Linked DNA regions of Homo sapiens: region 2 is linked to region 1. Evidence: chromatin loops called from intact Hi-C (ENCODE). Cell type or tissue: HepG2. All regions are shown on one strand. Links, peaks and the distances in the headings refer to the core of each region. The heading gives the core; the rest is flanking DNA. Region 1 overlaps LOC105371114 (a long non-coding RNA gene). Region 2 overlaps SYT17 (synaptotagmin 17).

Evidence for each region. Peaks named below come from ENCODE experiments on the same cell type or tissue, not always from the same donor. Only the 100,000 strongest peaks of a DNase experiment are listed, where the experiment ranks them.
Region 2: a loop joins it to region 1, with 10 times the contacts of the local background. A loop is called at or near these places in 10 of 110 quality-filtered maps.

Annotation. Positions count from the first base shown.
Region 1 is chr16:19,374,082-19,376,995 of GRCh38, forward strand. All of the region lies in intron 1 of LOC105371114 (a long non-coding RNA gene), which reads right to left. Among named protein-coding and RNA genes, the nearest start is that of LINC02858, 41 kb to the left of the region's middle. In HepG2, for the core only: a CTCF peak has its summit at 1,702 (motif pointing left); a DNase peak (open chromatin) is centred at 1,690.
Region 2 is chr16:19,212,465-19,215,378 of GRCh38, forward strand. The region is part of intron 5 of SYT17 (synaptotagmin 17); the gene reads left to right. Among named protein-coding and RNA genes, the nearest start is that of SYT17, 46 kb to the left of the region's middle. In HepG2, for the core only: a CTCF peak has its summit at 1,657 (motif pointing right); a DNase peak (open chromatin) is centred at 1,647; H3K27me3 peaks cover 832 bases.

The DNA of each region.
Region 1 (2,914 bases), core at 212-2,711:
TTGCAAAAACGAGACTATATCCACAACAATGCCCTGTTTTCCTCTCCTTCACGCCTCCTGATAATCATTGTTTTACTTTCTGTTTATAAGAGTTTGACAGCCAGGCATGGTGGCTCATGTTTGTAATCCCAATGCTTTGGGAGGCCAAGAGAAGAGCATCACTTGAGCCCAGGAATTTGATACCAGCCTGGGCAACATAGTGAGCTCCCATCTCTACAAAAATTAAAAAATTAGCTGGGTGCAGTGCTGTGTGCCTGTAGTCCCAACTACTCTGGAGGCTGAGGCAGAAGGATCACTTGAGCCCACTGAGCCCAGGAGTGAGCTATGACGACACCACTGCACTCCAGCCTGGCAACAGCGTGAGACCCTATCTAAAAAAAAAAAAAAAAAAAAGGTTGATTAATTTGGATACCTCATATAAATGGAGTCATGCAGTATTTGTCCTTCTGTGACTGGTTTATTTCATTTAGCATATTTCCTCAAAGTTCATCCATGTTGCAGCATATGATAAGATTTCCTTTTTTAAGGCTGAATAATATTCCATTATGTGTATATACCACATTTTGTTTATCCACTCATCCGCTGATAGATATTTAGGTGCTTCTACTTCTGGTTATTGTGAATAATGCTGCAATGAACATGGGAGTACAGATATCTGCACAGATGCTTTTTCAAATATTTTAGGTATATACCCAGAAGGAGGATTGCTGGGGCATATGGTAATTTTTTGAAGACCCTCTGTACTGTTTTCCAGAGTGGCTACATCATAAATTTATGTTGTTTGCAGCCACTAAATTTGTGACAATTTGTTGTGGTAGTGATAGGAAACTAATATTGGGTCTTTATTGATTTTGCTTCTTTTTATTAACGTTTTCTTTTTTTTGAGACAGAGTCTTGCTCTGTTGCCCAGTCTGGAGTGCAGTGGCACAATCACGGCTCACTGCAGCCTCAAACTCCTGGGCTCAAGCAATTCTCGCAGCTCAGCCACCTGAGTAGCTGGGCCTACAGGTGCATGCTACCATGCCCAGCTAACTTTTTCTTTCTTTTTTTTTTTTTTTTGTAGAAACAGGGTCTCACTTTGTTTCCCAGGCTGGTCTTGAACTCCTGGGTTCAGTTCATCTTCCCACCTTGGCCTCCCAAAGTGCTGGAATTACAGGCATGAGCCACCATGCTCAGCCTTTTTTTTTTTTTCCAACCTTTTTGACGTATAACATACACACAGAAAAATGCACCTGTAAGCAAACAGCTTGCTAAGTTTTCACAATTTATCACCTGTAAAACCAGCATCTGGATCAAGAAACAACTCTATGACCCCTCCCCCAGGAGCCCCCTCATACCTGGAAGGAGCCTGTGGGAACTAGCAAGAACCAAGGCCCAGGAAGGTGCAGTAAGTAGCACCATATATTTATTTGGAAAATATCAAGTACTCTTTGAAAATGCTTAATTGATAGAATTGTTGGAGGAAAAGTCATTCCTCTTCTAGGGAAATCCATTTAATGTTTCCATTTTTAATGACTTTTAAAGGGATCTTCAAGAAGGTTTTTCATGTGCTGCAAACAGAAATCATTCCATAAACTTATGGGATTGTTCATTAAAAACGACTTTTAAAAAAAATGTAAACCCACCCCTGCTGTCAATCTTAGGGGGAATGAGAACACAGGTCCAGTTATTGACTGTGGCCTAGCCTCTTCCACCACCTGCTGGTGGATTATGGGAACCTCATCACCATGTGATGCTTGTTTGGGGTATTTTTCATTTCTTCTATAAATACATATTGAACAAATAATATGTGTTGGACACAGTCTTATGTCCATAAACTCAGGATTTGGTAGAGAAGATGGACATCCATTCACATATAATAACTGTAAATTTACGAGTGTAATAAATTCAGCCGTGACAAGAGATCCCCAAGCTGTCTGTTCATCAGATCCCCATAAGAATTTTGTTAGAATAATTTTTACCAAAAACCCCACTCCCAGAGATCTGTGTCCATAGGCCTACTGTGGGGCCCAGGAAATCTGTATTTTCTGTCAGCACCCAACAAGATTGTTGATGCACAGATAAGGATGTCGTAGATCGGTTTGGGGTGGGTTACAGGGAACTTTGAACGTTGAATTAGACTTTAAATGCACTGACAGTAAAATTACAAACAAAGCAAAGATATCAGAGCACCAAGAACCAGTGAATGGAAATCATCAGGTTAGCAAGGCAGTTGGAACTGGAGAAAGTTGTAGAGGGAAGAGGGAGAGAGAAAAGTAAACGGGGAGATTGATTATAAGGCAGGGAATTGGGTTTTATGGAAGAAGAGGGAGAGAAAAAAGCAAGAGAGGCCAGGCACGGTGGCTCATGCCTGTAATCCCAGCACTTTGAGAGGCTGAGGTGGGCGGATCTCTTGAGCTCAGGAGTTCAAGACAAGCCTGGGCAATGTAGTGAGACCCAGTCTCTACCAAAAAAAAAAAAAAAAAATTTAGCTGGGCATGGTAGCATGCGCCAGTAGTCCCAACTGTTTGGGAGGCTGATGTGGGAGGACGGCTTGAGCCTAAAAGACAGAGGTTGCACTGAGCTGAGATCACTCCACTGCACTCCAGCCTGGGCAACAGAGTGAGACCTTGTCTCAAAAGAAAAAAAAAAAAGAAAGCAAGAGAGAAAAAAACAGATTTTCAAAAGCACAGCCCCTTATACCAGGATACTCAATCCCTACCACTGTAATCACTGCATCATGTATACAGTCATGCACTGCGACAATGTTTCCACCAACAACAGGCTGCGTACACAATGATGGTCCCATAAGATTATAATGCTGTATTTTTACCGTAACTTCTCTATGTTGAGATATACAAATACTTCCCGTTGTTTTACAATTGCCTAAAATCTTCAGTACAGGAACGTGCTGTACAGGTTTGTACCCCAGGAG
Region 2 (2,914 bases), core at 316-2,815, 160 kb before region 1:
ACAAAAATTAGCTGGGCATGGGGGCTCATGCCTGTAATCTCAGCTACTCGGGAGGCTGAGGCACAAGAATCACTTGAACCCAGGAGGCAGAGGCGACAGTGAGCCAAGATTGTGCCAGGGCACTCCAACTTGAGCCACAGAGCGAGATTCCTGTCACAATAAATAAATAAATAAGAAATAAACGGGGAAGTGAGGTAATGGCATGGTTCCGTTTTCTTTTAGAAAACCAGAATATTGGTCTAAATTATTTCAGCTCTGACATTCCAATCTTATCTCACTAAATTTGGATAAGGAAGACTTCACAGAGTTGGAGATCCTACCAGAACAAGCAATCCATTTTCCTTGGGAGGGCTGAACCCACTTCCTAGGAGGATTTTTGTATTTGGTGCTTGGATGTCCACTTTGCAGTGAAAAAGAATGGCTTAAGGAGAAAGAAGAAGGAAGGAAATCTTAGCTGGATCTTTCTGGGCTCTGGATTGTGGCTGGTGCTTTGGCCTCTTCAGATCCAGAGGGGACTGAAGACAGACTCAGTGGAGGCAGTGAATAGACTTTTCTTTCTTCTTAAGAGACAGGGTCTTGCTGTGCCTCCCAGGCTAGAGTGCAGGGGTTCAATCATAGCTTACTAAAGCCTTGTTAGAAACAAATGTGCAGTGTCACAAAGAAAATGAGCACTAAAACAAAGGATTTCCCAGTAAGGCAAAATTTACTTCTGTAGGAAGGTGTTTCTCACAGGTCTAGTCATCATGAGAGTGCACTGAACAAAGGAGGGAAGGGGTTTTTATCCCTAACGTAGCTTGTCCCTGCTACTGTGTCCTGCCTCCACAGGTTGGAGTTGGACCACACAATCTAAGCTGAACCTGGTTGGCTAACTTGGAAAGTGCGGGAATGCGGTTACACTGGCAGGAAGGACAGTTTTGGTGGGAAGAGCTGCTGTGATGGGAGGGGTAATTTACAGAGTGGGTAGTAGATGTAGGCTCTGTAGATAAGGACCAGTGGAAGAGTTGTTTACTGAAACCAAGACAGGGAGGTACAGAGAGCAAGGAAGTTTGGCCTTAAAAGTAGAGAACAAAGAACAAGGAAACTAAACAAGCTAAACCTTTGAAGAGGAGCTTCTCGCATCAGATAGCCTCAAACTCTTGGCTTCAAGCATTCCTCCTGTCTCAGCCTCCTGAGTATCTGGGACCACAGATGCATGCCACCATGCTAAGCTAATTAAAAAATAAAAATAAAGAAAGTTTAGAAATGGAAGGTGGGAAGGTTTTGCTTTGTTGCCCAGGCTGGCCTCAAACTCCTGGCCTCAACCCATCTTCCCACCTCAGCCTCCCGAGTAGTTGGGATTAGAGGCTCAAGCCACTGCACCTGACGAACTGTTCTTATACCAAAAGTTCCAAGTCTTCGGTTCCTGTTAAAATTTTGTTCAGGGTACAGTTATGTATTTAAAAAATCTGAATCAGCCCAAGATTTATAGGCTTAGTTCAGGATTTCTCACCTTTGGCACTAGTGATATTTTGGGCCAGACCATTCCTTGTTGAGGGGGGCTGTCTTGTACCTTGTAGGATGTTTGGCAGCATCCCTGGTCTCTCTCTACCCACTAGATGCCAGTAGCAGACCCTACCCTATTCCCCAGTTATGACAACTAAAACATCTCCAGATGTTGCCAAATGTCCCTGGAGGTGGCAGCAGAGAGGACAAAATTACCCCAGGTTGATGCAAGTTGGATGTCCTAGCACCTCATGGATGTCTGTAAAGATCACCATTAATTTCATGATCTTCCTAAGTGGGGCAAGTTGAGGAGCTGCTGGACTAGATGGTCCTGCTTTCTGTTCCTACATTCTAAGCTCCTTATCAGCTGGCTCCTGGTCAGCTTTTTTTGTTTTGTTTTAAATTAGAGACCATGTGTTGCTCTGTTGCCCAGGCTGGAGTGCAGTGGCACCACCAACATTCACTGCAGCTCCGAACTCCTGGGCTCAATTGATCTTCCCACTTTGACCTCCTAAAGCTCTTGGATTATAGGCATGAGCCACCATGCTTGGCCCTCGTCAGCTTTTAGATGTAGCATCTGATACTTCTAGGGAAGAAGGACTGAGAAGATGCTGGCTCCAGGAACACCCCAGGGACATTTTTGTCCCTAGATTGTTAGAGCCGACATTTATGATGCCCAAGTGAACGATGTTATTCATACGTACAACATATTCTGGGGCAGAGACCCTGAGTGTGATGGCAACTCTCCTTTTCCTCCAGGGCTGGGTTAGGATAAGGCTCTGAGGCCCCCAAGCCCTGAAAATTATGGCGCTGCTCACCATATGTCATTCAAGATAATAATAATTCTCTTTTTTTTTTTTTGAGACAGAGTCTTGCTCTGTTGCCCAGGCTGGTGTGTAGTGGTGCAATCTCAGCTCACTGAAACTTCCGCCTTCTGGGTCAAGGGAGTCTCCCACCTCAGCCTCCTGAGCAACTGGGATTGCAGGCGCCCACCCCACACACAGCTACTTTTTGTATTTCTAGTAGAGACGGGGTTTCACCATGTTGGCCAGACTGATCTCGAACTCCCGACCTCAAGTGATCTGCCTGCCTCGGCCTCCCAAAGTGCTGGGATTACAGGCATGAGCCACCGTGCCCGGACAAAAAGGACTGCTGCAATAATTCTCAAATGTAAATCTCAGCAATGTTCTGATTTCTCAACGGGAACTGCAGTGCTATTTCTGAAATACCAAATTCTTGCCAAAAATTATATTTCTCTTTTTTTAAAATTTATTTGATGTAGAAGTGGGGAGGGCATCATCCACTCCTAAGTGGCCAAGAGCACACACCTGTTCTGAGGGAGAAACCAGTATTGTCTTTAACACTTAACAACAACAACAAACCAGGAATGTAAATGGGTGAAGGTGATGTTGTTTCTAAGGAGAATCCTCAC